Regions from separate parts of the Homo sapiens genome. Here region 1 is linked to region 2. A link is an interaction called in ENCODE POLR2A ChIA-PET data of the cell type or tissue named here. Cell type or tissue: PC-9. All regions are shown on one strand. Links, peaks and the distances in the headings refer to the core of each region. The heading gives the core; the rest is flanking DNA.

Region 1 (3,402 bases), core at 377-2,876, 66 kb after region 2:
CAAACCGTGATTGTGGCACTGCACTCTAGCCTGGGTGAGAGAGTAAGACCCTGTCTCAAAAAAAAAAAAAAAAATCTATTTGCCTTATTTTTGTGGATAGTTCAACAGAAAGAGAACAGTCTTTTCAACAAATGGTGTTGGAAACATTGGACATCCAGGATATTTATCCTAGAAGAAGGAAAATTTATGTTTACACAAAAATCCATGCACAAATGTTTATGGCAGCTCTATTCATAATTGTACCAAACTAGAAATGACCCAAATGTCCTTCAATGGGTGCATGGATAAACAAGATCTGCTACACACATACAATGGAATATTATTCAGAAAAAAAGAAGGAACTATTGATATATTCAACGATTTGAATGAAACTCAAGGGGTCGAGCGCAGTGGCTCATGCCTATAATCCCAGCACTTTGGGAGGCCGAGGCGGGCGGATCAGAAGTTCGAGACAACCCTGGCCAACATGGTGAAACCCCGTCTCTACTAAAAATACAAATATTGGCAAGGCATGGTGGTGCGTGCCTGTAATCCCAGCTACTCAGGAGGCTGAGGCAGGAGAATAGAATCGCTTGAACCCGGGAGATGGAGGTTGCAGTGAGCCGAGATCACGCCACTGCACTCCAGCCTGGGCAACAGAGCAAGACTCTGTCTCAAAAAAAAAAAAGAAAAGAAAAGAAAAGAAAGGAAAAGAAAAGAAAAGAGACTATGCTGAGTGAAGAAGCCAGTCTCAAAAGACTACAGGCTGTATTATTCCATTTCTATGATATCCTGGAAAAGACAATAGTATAGTGATAAGAGAACAGATCCGTGGGTGCCAGCGCTTAGGGGTGGGAGAAGGAAGTGACTATACAAGGGCAGCACAAGGAACCCAGGAAGTTCTTTGGGGTGATGCATATGTTCTGGATACTGACTGTGATGGTGGTTATATCTATCTATACAGGTGTTCAAATTCACAGAACTATACCTCAAGTGTCCATTTTACTGTATAATTTCAAAAATTAAGAAAATTTGCCCACCAGACAGGTTAGAATCCTTGCTTTCTGTAAAACTGTTATAATACAGACATATGTATGCCTAAACACTATTGTTATTTGCTTTTGAGCCATGTAGAAAGGGAATCACATAGCATATCCTCTTTTATATCTGGCTTCAGTCACCTAATGTTATGTCTCTGTATGGTCTAGCTCATTCCTTCTCATAGCTGTGCAGTAATTCATAGTGTGAATCTGGCAGAATTTATTTATGCAACTTCTTATTGGTGTGTAGTTGGGTTGTTTCCAGTTTTTAGCTATTACAAGTAGGGTTACTCTATGAACATCATTGCATGTACAAGAATTCTCATCACAGGTCTGGATGGTCAAAAAGTAAATCAAACACTAATTAACGATCCAATAGGAGAATGACTGAATAAACTATGGCTACAATAAATGATGGCATATAATCCAAATCAGGTCAGAACAGGTGAGTCATTATTTGGATAAATTACCCAAGTGTTAACCTGGTGGCTGTTGTGATGATGACGCATGGCTCTAATGACTGCATGTGGGTCGCAGTAACTCACAGTGAGCTCACTGGGCTCGTCTCGGGGCACCCATAGGCAGAGATGACGACAACAGGAAGGAACAGTGACAAAGCAGGTGGCCACCCCAGAACACTATAGAGAAAATCTCACCTGGTCCCCAGACCATGGTTCTGCTCACAACCTCAGAACTTCCCTCGCCTGACTGTCCTGAGCACTTCCAGGAAGGCAGCCCCTGGCTGTCCCTGAGGTGGCCGCATCTGTCCTTCCCCACCAACCCTGACCCACTCCTCCTCCTCTTGGGCCAAATCTGCTTTATTAACGCCTCAGCTCCCCTCCATTCATGAGCATCCCCTGCATGTTGGGGGTATAATGATGCTCACTGCGCAGGTGAGGAGACTGAGTGTCGTAGAGGGCAGCAGCTGGGCCTGCAGCTGCACAGCAGGTCAGTGGGCCTGTGCTGGGTGGGCCGTGCCTCACCCCACAGCTGTGCACCCCCTCAAGCTGTATGGAGATTGTCTGCTGCCTCCTCTTCTGAGGGATCCTCCTGGTCCCTGTCTCCCCAAACCACCAGGCCTGGAGCTTCTAGACCCAGAGTTCAGGCCCTGGGAGAGGACAGGGTGGAGGCGGAGCCGGCAGCTGGCCAGGATCTGGCTGGGGGGTTGGTGGCCTTTTCCTGAGCCCCAGGCTCTGTTGGAGCCTGCCCCCAGTATCTTCAGGATCCAGGCTGGTGCCCTCAGGACTCGCCAACCTATAGCCTGACCTGCCTCAGAGCCAGTGCATCTTGTAGAAGAAAGCATATAATGCAATCATTAAATAAGAAAAGGAAGACAAAATTATATGAGAATTTTCCTTTAGCCATGGAAATGAGCTTCTGGTACAAGGAGAAGAAGTAGGAAGGAGTGAAAAGCCATCTGCAGATGACCCCAACAGCACTAAAACCTGGCCCTAGGCTGCCCCTACCTGTCCACATGCAGAGAGGGAGGCTCCAAGAGACACCCAGCCTGGAGCTCATGCACCCTGAGGCCTCTGACCCCACCAGGAGTGAATGTTTAAGACTGTTCCTCTGTCTTCTCTGAGGCTTTCCCGGTCTTGGAGATGAGATGCCCCCTGCTGGCAAAGGTGGATATCACTGCAACGTGGCTGCACTGTGCCTGGAGACACCAAGACCTCACCGTGGGACCACAGGCTTCAGTCAGGCTTCCCTGACTGAAAGGAAAAGGTCACTTTGACTTAGCAGGAAGCTCAGGTTTGGACTTGGTCCCACCCTGGACAACAGACACGGAGAAGAGGAAGTGGAGGGGTTGTAGGATGTGGGTGGGTGACAGCAGGGCTGAGGGCTGAGGACAGAATGAGCAGGGGCCACTGTGAGACTAAGATGCTAGCTCTGGCCAGGTACGGTGGCTCATGCCTGTAATCCCAGCATTTTGGGAGGCCAAGGCGGGTGGATCACTTGAGGTCAGGAGTTCAAGTCCAGCCCGGCCATCATGGCAAAACCCCATCTCTACTAAAAATACAAAAATTAGCCATGCATGTTGGCGTGCACCTGTAATCCCAGCTACTCTGGAGACTGAGGCAGGAGAATCGCTTGAACCTGGGAGGTGCAGGTTGCAGTGAGCCGAGATCGCTCCACTGCACTCCAGAGTGGGCGATAGAGTGAGACTGTCAAGAAAAGAAAAGAAAAGAAAGAAAAGAAAAGAAAAGAAAAGAAAAGAAAAGAAAAGAAAAGAAAAGAAAAGAAAAGATGCTGGCCCTGGTCAGAAGGAGGAGGAGGAAGAGGAGGACCAGGAAGGCCTCGGCAAAGGACTGTGCTCGGAGCTGGGGCTGATGAGAATACAGAAGGCCCTCACCTGTGAATGGGTGATAGAAGTAGAGTTGAC
Region 2 (8,616 bases), core at 3,388-5,887:
AGGAGTCGCAGGGAATGGTATGCAGAGAGCAACAAACTCACTCAAGCCCCTCACACCCCACAAGCACGCTGGCTTATTTATTCTCTCTGACTGATTTGACATTTGTCTTGCTTGTCCACCCTCTGGACTGGATAGTAAGGGGAAACAAACGCACTGGATTTTCGTCTAATCTGGTGTCATCTGATGCTGTCATGTAACCGATCCATTTGTATAAATGCTCAATCTGTTTTGGCGAAAATGATCAGTCTCTTGGATTGCCACCCCACCTCCCTACTCTTGTCCAAGATGGGGAAGGGGCATATATGGCTTTTGAGTCTCCATGGTGATGTGGGAAGGGGCCTATGACATTGTATGTTGGCTGCAGTGTCCTCGGTGGGTTCTGAGGGAAGGCTCACTCTTGTCCCCAGGTCCTGCTGTCGACGCTGCCCTGCTCACCCATGCGTGAGGCTGGCGTAACTTGCATTTTTGTCTCTCTCTCTCATCTTGATCAGGACCTTGTGCTCCCTGGCTGACTTGACCTCAGCCCACCTGTGCTGGCATCTAGCCGACCCTTCTGAGTCAGGGCCTCATGCTCTCCCCGACCCCTGACCAGTGCTGTCCACTCCACAGCCTCAGCTGCAGGGTCTCCTAGCTCCTATCTGGCTTATGCTTGCTTCATGGTAGCACCGCTGGGTTTTGAATCAGCCACTTCCACATTCCCCTCTCAGAGAATGTAGAGCGCTGAGGTCTCCCAAAACAGCAGGAACCAAGATCAGCTCTACAAAGTGAAATTCCTCAACTCCAGACATCCCTCTGCCCAAAGAGGCTACTGGGCCATTCTGCAAAACGAGCTCCAAATTTGCATGAGGTAAAACCCTCTTTTACTCGAAGCTTCTCTCCACTCCCTTGTCACACCTTCCTCCTCTGAGATGTCTGACTCTGTCACTGCCTCTGGGGACCTCCTACCCCCTGTGACCAGAACAGGACACCTTCTTTGGCTTGTCTTTCATGTTCACCTCAGACTTGCCCTGTTATATCCAGGTCAAGAAGGTCACAGTTGGGAATTTGTACTTGGTTCAGAACAACAGTAGAATATGTTTCCAAGGGCCTGAGCCATGGAGCTTGGATTCAAAAAAATGTGTCCAGAGCCAGGAAAGGACGCCTAGGGAAAAAGCAGTAAGCCAAAGGTTTACTGCTTCTTACTTATAAGAAGAAGGGGAGATTTTTCCCTCTTGTTTCTCTCTCTTTTTTTTTTTTTTTTTTTTTGAGACACCCTCTCGTTCTGTCACCAAGGCTGGACTATAGTGGCACAATCATAGCTCACTGCAGCCTCAAAATCCTGGTTTCAAGAGATCCTCCCACCTCAGCCACCCCAAAATACAGATTAGGGACAAAAGCCCTATTGAAGGGAGTTGAGGAGGCCGTGGCCTCAGAACTCCAGGCAGTTTTTGTTGAAGGGCAGCACATTCTGTGCCAGCAGCTGCTGAAGGACATGTGGGGAGAGGGTGGGTTTTTCCTCCTTTGCTTGTGGAGTGCTCCAACGTAGAGGGGGCAGTTGATGACTTTGAAGGGAGGAGGGATCATTGCAGGAGCAAAGCCCCTGAGAAGGTGGGAGGTATGGGATCCTGAGCTGAGGTGAGGAGCTGGCTTCAGTTAGGAGCACTGTATGCAGAAGGGCGGCAGAGAATGCCAGGGCAGGCACGGGTAGACCGGGCTTGGGAAGCCCTAAGAGTTCCCAGTGGATTGCTTCTGTCTTCTCGATGAATCCTTAGGGTAGGCCACTGAAATGGAAGAGGGTTCCTAGCATTGTTGGGGGGTATGTTAGCAATGGAGGTAGGATGACAGTGAAAGAGAGAAGCAATCTCTCTTGGTCATGGAGAAAGGTACAATAATAAGTAAGGCATTTTTTCTCATCAGTGCTCAGCTCCTGAGAGGCAGGGCGCCCATCCTTTACTGCACATCGTGGAGGGGCGCAGTCTTTCCTGAGGCCAAGGGCATGAAGGTGGGCAGGAGGAGACCCCTGAAGACATAGGGGTTCTGGCAGTAGCCTGGTCAGCCCCGGGGGTGGGCGTTGAGATCGCCAGAGAGGATTTATAGAGTAAGGGCTGCGAGGGTACAGGGGGTGTGTCACGTGGGAAGCGTGTGCAAAGGCTGGCTTGGGCACTTTGGGAGGCTGAGGCGGGGGGATCACACGGTTAGGAGTTCGACACCAGCCTGGCCAATATGGTGAAACCCCGCCTCTACTAAAAATACAAAAATTAGCCGGGCATGGTGGCGGGTGCCTGTAGTCCCAGCTATGCGTGAGGCTGAGGCAAGAGAATCGCCTAAGCCTGGGAGGCGGAGGTTGCAGTGAGCCGAGATCGCGCCACTGCACACCAGCCTGGGGGGACAGAGCGAGACTCCGTCTCAAAAAAAAAAAAAAAAGCGCCTGGCTTGGTAGGAGGAGAATGGCCTGGTGACTGACACAAGTCTCGAACGTGGCGCGGCTGGGGCAGTCGCGTCCCTCAGCCGTCAGCTCCCAACAGCAAGGAAGGAAGCCCTGGCGGACCCCGTGAAGGATACAGGAGCCGATCTCCCCGGGCTCCGAAGCGTAGTCCCAGAGCCCGTCAATCCTACGCCAGCAACGCCCCACGGGTTGCGTTTTCCGGCGCTACAGGAACTTCCTGCGCGGTTGCTGTGGTTGCGAGGGCGTGACAAGTGGGGGTTACCGACGCCGTAAGCACTTCCTGCTCGGCTGCTGTGGTTGCGGGAACGGGACTAGCGCGGTTGCTATGGTTGCGAGGCCGTGACTGGGGGGGGGGGGGTTCCGGCGCCGCAGGAACTTCCTGCGCGGTTGCTGTGATTGAGAGGGCGGGATTAGAAGTTTTGTGCAGTGGTGGGTCCCTCTTCCCTGTTCGCCGGAGCCATTGCGTCCCGTACCATTCCCTTCTCGGGTCGTAGTTCTCCTCCCGCTAGCCTGCCCCAGTCGGGCTCGGGGCCGAAAAGCAGAGGAGAAGATGGAATTTCCTCTGCAGTTGGCGGCGTTCGGTTTTTGCGGCCGGCAGGTGGCAATGTTGCACCATGGAGCCACCCTGCTCGCCTCCCGCCCCGCCCTTCGCGAGCGAAAAAAGGCCGCCGAACCTTTTCCGAGAGAAGAGGCTTTTTTTTTTTCCCTTCCCTGGGGTCTGCGCCGGTAGGTCCCGGAGGCTGAGATTCCGCCCTCTGAGGGGCCCCCTCGCTAAAACTCACAGCCTGTGGACAAAGCCTTTTTGGTTTTCAAATCGGCCTGTTTCCCGCGAGGCTGCCTTCTTCCTTTAGCAACCCTCATTCTGCTGCGCTGAATGCTCTCGTCTTTTTTTTTTGGAGACAGAGTCTCGCTCTGTCGCCCACGCTGCAGTGCAGTGGCGCGATCTCCGCGCACTGCAAGCTCCGCCTCCCGGGTTCACGCCATTCTCCTGCCTCAGCCTCCCGAATAGCTGGGACTACAGGCGACCGCCACCACACCTTGCTAATTTTTTGTGTTTTGTTTAGTAGAGACGGGGTTTCACCTGTTAGCCAGGATGGTCTCGATCTTCTGACCTCGTGATCCACCCGCCTCGGCCTCCCAAAGTGCTAGGATTACAGGCGTGAGCCACCGGGCCCGGCCTGGTCTCATCCTTCTTTTCCCCCCACGCCGTCCTGGCGCCTGTGGACCTTCATCAACGTTTTTTTTTTTTTTTTTGAGACGGAGTCTCGCTTTGTTGCCCAGGTTGGGGTGCAGTGTTGCGAGGCTCACTGCAACCTCCGCCTCCTGGGTTCAAGGGATTCTCCTGCCTCAGCCTCTTGAGTAGCTGAAATTATAGGCAGGCGCCACCACACCCGGCTAATTTTTGTATTTTTAGTACAGACGAGGTTTCACCATGTTGGCCAGTCCAGTCTCGAACTCCTGACCTCAGGTGATCCGCCCGCCTCAGCCTCCTAAAGTGCTGGGATTACAAGCGTGAGCCACCGCCCGGCCCATCAATGTATTCTTTCATTAGGGACTGCGTTCAGCCTCACTGGAGAACGTTGGGAGGCGAGATAACGCAGAATAAAGAAAACGAATCTTAGCCACCGTCCCATCACGCAGCGGTGGCCATTCATTATGCTTTGTGATATTTCCTTAAGAAGGTTTTTCAACCATAAAGGTGCATTTTCCACATACTGAGATTCCTACTTCCGTCGCGACTTCAACATCCTTCTTTTTAACTCGGTTTCACATTTTTGAAAAATTCTTTTTGTAACTTTAATGGTTTTGATTGAAATAATAATGCAAACGTTTTCTGGAACGTTGAAAGTTCCTGTAAAACTTGAGTGCACAATTCATTAACTCGATATCCAAAGACAGCCGTCACTGTGTTATGAGGGTAGGAGCTGTGGTATGTGTGTGTTCCAGTCTTTTGTCCTCAGCACCTGGAAGACTACTTAGAATTTACTAGGTGCCTAATAAACATTGTGAATTAAACTGATATTTACATTTCCAGTCAATTTTCCTTATATATGCAGAGTTAATCTTTTCATAACCCTGGATTATAATATAGCACCGGTTTTCTACATGATTTTTTCGTTTCACATTTTGTAGTGAGCATTTGCCTTTGTCGTTAACATTTCTTAAATGTTTGTCTTGCATCGGTCAGGTCAATTCACTTACAAAAGATAATTTTACTTGTTTATGATATTCAGGAAAGAATTCAGGGCTTTGCATGTAAAACACTCTCCATAATTCCATAAAAATCTCACTGAAGCCGGCCAGCGCAGTGGCTCACGCCTGTAATCCCAGCACTTTGGGAGGCCAAGGTGGGCAGATCACCTGAGGTCGGGAGTTTGAGACCAGCCTGGCTAACATGTTGAAACCCCGTCTCTACTAAAAATACAAAATTAGCTGGGCGTGGAGGTGTGCGCCTGTAATCCCAGCTACTCGGGGGGCTGAGGCAGGAGAATCGCTTGAACCCAGGAGGTGGAGGTTGCAGTGAGCCAAGATCACACCACTGCACTCCTGCCTGGGCAAGAGTGAGACTCCGTCTCCAAAAATAATAATCTCACTGAAGCTTAACTAAGTTGTAGCCTAGAATTGCCTTGATAGAGACGGATCTTTTATTCTGTGTTTTAATCAGCTTTCAATATATTGGCTGTCTTCCACAGGACACTGCCCTAGATCAAGACAATTCACAGAACTGAGATTCTGGATGGCATGCTAAGGTTATCTGGCCCAGTGGTAAGAAGCTACAGTCAGCTTAGCTTGCTGCATTGATATAGTCATGTAATGACGTACTGGGGGCATAAAGAAAAATGCACTAAATATGAACTTAGGGGCCTAATTCCCAACGTGTCATTGGAGTCAGGGACACCATCACTTGACTGGAAGCACCATATGTGAGCCAAGGCTCATCTGACTGCAGTGGTCTTTCTCCATGTCTAGCTAATACTTGTGAAGCTGCTTTAGGCATGCCTCAAATAACTGAAAAAAATCACATACTTCTTTCCAAAAAGGGGGAGGGGGCTCACCGTAAACAGTACTGTACACAAATAATCGGAGTTAATTTATGCAGACAGCTTCTTTACCCTAAAGCTGCGGTTTGATTTGGACAAGAAGTTCTTCACTAATATTCACTTCCTCTCACAGGGCCTCATGCAGGGCCTTGGGCCAGGCCTCAAGAGAAGTCCCTTTCTATTAATAGTTCCTGCCCTGCCAGCCTTACCTATTTGACTGAGTCACTTTGCTTCTCTGGGCTTGCAGCAGCATCCAGGGAGGGGTGTGGTGAGAGTGCCCCTGTTCCCAGCCCAACAGCTCCTCTTTTTTCTCTTATGCATTGGATTTTTTTTTCAAGAAACATGCTTTTACTTTAACAAAAACTGAAATCCACTGGTCTACGTGATTTCTAAGATTTCCTATGTGCTTAGTCACCCACAGATGAAGGAAGATTGGACAGCAATGAAGTTATGAAAATGAGTAAGTACAGCTATCCATAGGAGTAGCGGCTACTACCAAGCAATCGCTCTGCTTAGGTCTCCAGCACTGTCAAGTTACTCTACTGGCCCTTGGCTTAATCAAGACTATTTGAAGATAAACTTTTATCTTTTGTTAAAGCTAATATATTTTTGCTGCCTCATTAAATAGATTAGCCTGTTTCCTAACTAAATAGTTATATAAGGGCCGGGCACGGTGGCTCACGCCTGTAATCCTAGCAATTTGGGAGGCCGAGGCAGGTGGATCACATGGTCAGGAGTTCAAGACCAGCGTGGCTAAGATGGTGAAACCCCGTCTCAACTAAAACTACAAATAATTAGCCAGGCGCTGTGGCAGGCATCTGTAATCCCAGCTACTTGGGAGGCTGAGGCAGGAGAATCGCTTGAACTCGGGCGGCAGAGGTTGCAGTGAACCGAGATCGCACCACTGCACTCCAGCCTGGGTGACAGAGATTCTGTCTCAAAATAGTAGTAGTAATAATAATAATAATAATAATAATAATAATAATAGGCATATAAGAGCATAGACTGTAGCATCACTGAAAACTAAACTCTATAGAAATTTCAGTCCTTTTTTTCAATTTAGTGAGTTTTTCAATATCTTTTCCAAACAGCAAAACACAGTTTTTCCTATATTTGTTTCCCAGTGGCATCTTAGGTTGTATTATTTTGGCACAGACACCCTTCGTTTGTATTTTAAAGATGTAGGGACCCCGTCTCTACAAAAAATTTTTTTAAAATTAGCCAGGTGTGGTTCCAGCTACTCGAGGCTGAAGTGGCAGGATTGCTTGAGCCCAGTAGTTTAAGGCTACAGTGAGCTGTGATCACACCATGGCACTCCAGCTTGGGCAACAGAGTGAGACCTTGTCTCGAAAAAAAGGATGTAAAGAAAGTCTTTACTCTCCCTAAAATTATGATTCCAGAGACTGTATTCTTATCTATTTCAAATCATGTGGATAAGATTTATTGAGCATATACTATGTGTTGGGTACTATACTGAGTCCTTTACATGTACTATTAGTCTCATTGATCATAGAAACCTTTGGAGTTTGTTATTGGTTACTATAATTATTCCTGTTTAACAGATGAGAAAACTGCTACTTAAAGAGACATCAATGCTCAGGTGTGTGATGCTAAAGATGTTTGTATAATGTAAACCCTATGATGACTCAAGGGACAGATTTCCTCATATTATTTTTTTCTTTTTCTTGAGACGGAGTCTCACTCCATCACCCAGGCTGGAGTGCAGTGGGGTGATCTCAGCTTACTGCAACCTCCGCCTCCTGGGTTCAAGCATTTCTCCTGCCTCAACCTCCCGAGTAGCTGGGATTACAGGCACACGCTACCACGCCCAGCTAATCTTTTGTATTTTAGTAGAGACGGGGGGCATGAGCCACTGTACATGCCGTTTTTTTTTTTTTTTTTTTTTGAGACAGGGTCTCTATCACCCAGGCTGGAGTGCAGTGGTGCAATAATGGTTCACTGCAGCCTCGACCTCCTGAGCTCAAGAGATCCTCCCACCTCAGCCTCCCAAGTAGCTGGAATCATACCTGGCTTTTTTTTTTTTTTTTTTTTTTGAGACGGAGTCTCGCTCTGTCACCAGGCTGCAGTGCAGTGACACGATCTCGGCTCACTGCAATCTCCGCCTCCCAGGTTCAAGCGATTCTACTCCGTCAGCCTCCTGAGTAGCTAGGATTACAGGTGCGTGCCACCACACCCAGCTCATTTTTTCGTATTTTTAGTAGAGACAGGTTTTCACCATATTGGCCAGGATAGTCTCCATCTCCTAACCTCGTGATCCACCTGCCTCAGCCTCCCAAAGTGCTGGGATTACAGGTGAGAGCCACCACGCCTGGCAAAACCTGGCTAATTTTTAAAAATTAAAAACAAATCCCAGCACTTTGGGAGGCCAAGGTGGGAGGATCACTTGAGATCAGGAGTTCGAGACCAGCTGGGCCAACATGGTGAAACCCCGTATCTACTAAAAATACAAAAATTGGCCAGGCGTGGTGGCCCGTGCCTGTAGTCCCAGCTACTGTGGAGGCTGAGGCACAAGAATCGCTTGAACCCAGGAGACAGAGGTTGCAGTGAGCCGAGATTGCACCACTGCACTCCAGCCTGGGCAACAGAGTGAGACCCTATCTCAAAATAAATTATTTTTCCAGTCCCTCCTCTTAGACAAGATGAACTCCTTTCATTGCCAGCATATTCTTTTTTGGAGAGAAAACAAAATTATAAGGATATATCATATTCAGGAATTGAGCCAAGAAGGCCTCCATAATGGATCTGAGGAGCAGTTTGTTATTTGGTCTTCTGTTCCTTAGTCGTAACATGGGTCATCCATTTGGACAGGAGAGTGCTGCTGGTCTTAACTAGATGTGACTGGATAGACTTCATGAGGAGTATTCCTATGAGAATAAAAAGAAAAATTATCACTATATCTTGGAAAAGCAGTGCATCCCCAGGACTGTATCCCTGTTGGGAATATTCAAGGGAAAAGGTCATATTCTCAGCCACCCAATGATAACCCAGAGGTCCCAGAGATCAGGACTAGGTGGCAATTCATCAAAAAGACATCAGAAAGGTGTTGGGGGATATATGTACAGCAGTCGTCATTGACAACTGCACAAGTGCATCCATCTCCTAGATCTGCCCGGATGATGGCTAATGCCA

The links. ChIA-PET counts read pairs that join two places held together with the same protein. Peaks named below come from ENCODE experiments on the same cell type or tissue, not always from the same donor. Only the 100,000 strongest peaks of a DNase experiment are listed, where the experiment ranks them.
Region 1: POLR2A ChIA-PET joins it to region 2 with 5 read pairs; 13 of 35 experiments call an interaction of 5 or more read pairs at or near these places.

What each region holds. Positions count from the first base shown.
Region 1 is chrX:52,987,591-52,990,992 of GRCh38, forward strand. It overlaps a transcript of FAM156A not described here. Among named protein-coding and RNA genes, the nearest start is that of FAM156A, 31 kb to the left of the region's middle. RefSeq lists an enhancer at 2,081-2,660. In PC-9, for the core only: a CTCF peak has its summit at 2,613 (motif pointing left); a DNase peak (open chromatin) is centred at 1,551.
Region 2 is chrX:52,918,267-52,926,882 of GRCh38, forward strand. It overlaps LOC124905190 (a long non-coding RNA gene), which reads left to right and starts at 4,959. Exons shown (of 3, transcript XR_007068242.1): 1 at 4,959-5,191; 2 at 5,600-5,926. RefSeq lists enhancers at 2,173-2,776, 2,468-2,527, 3,058-3,187, 5,541-5,670, 5,731-5,940 and 1 more. In PC-9, for the core only: no CTCF peak of the experiment used is centred there; no DNase peak of the experiment used is centred there; H3K4me3 peaks cover 266 bases; H3K27ac peaks cover 110 bases.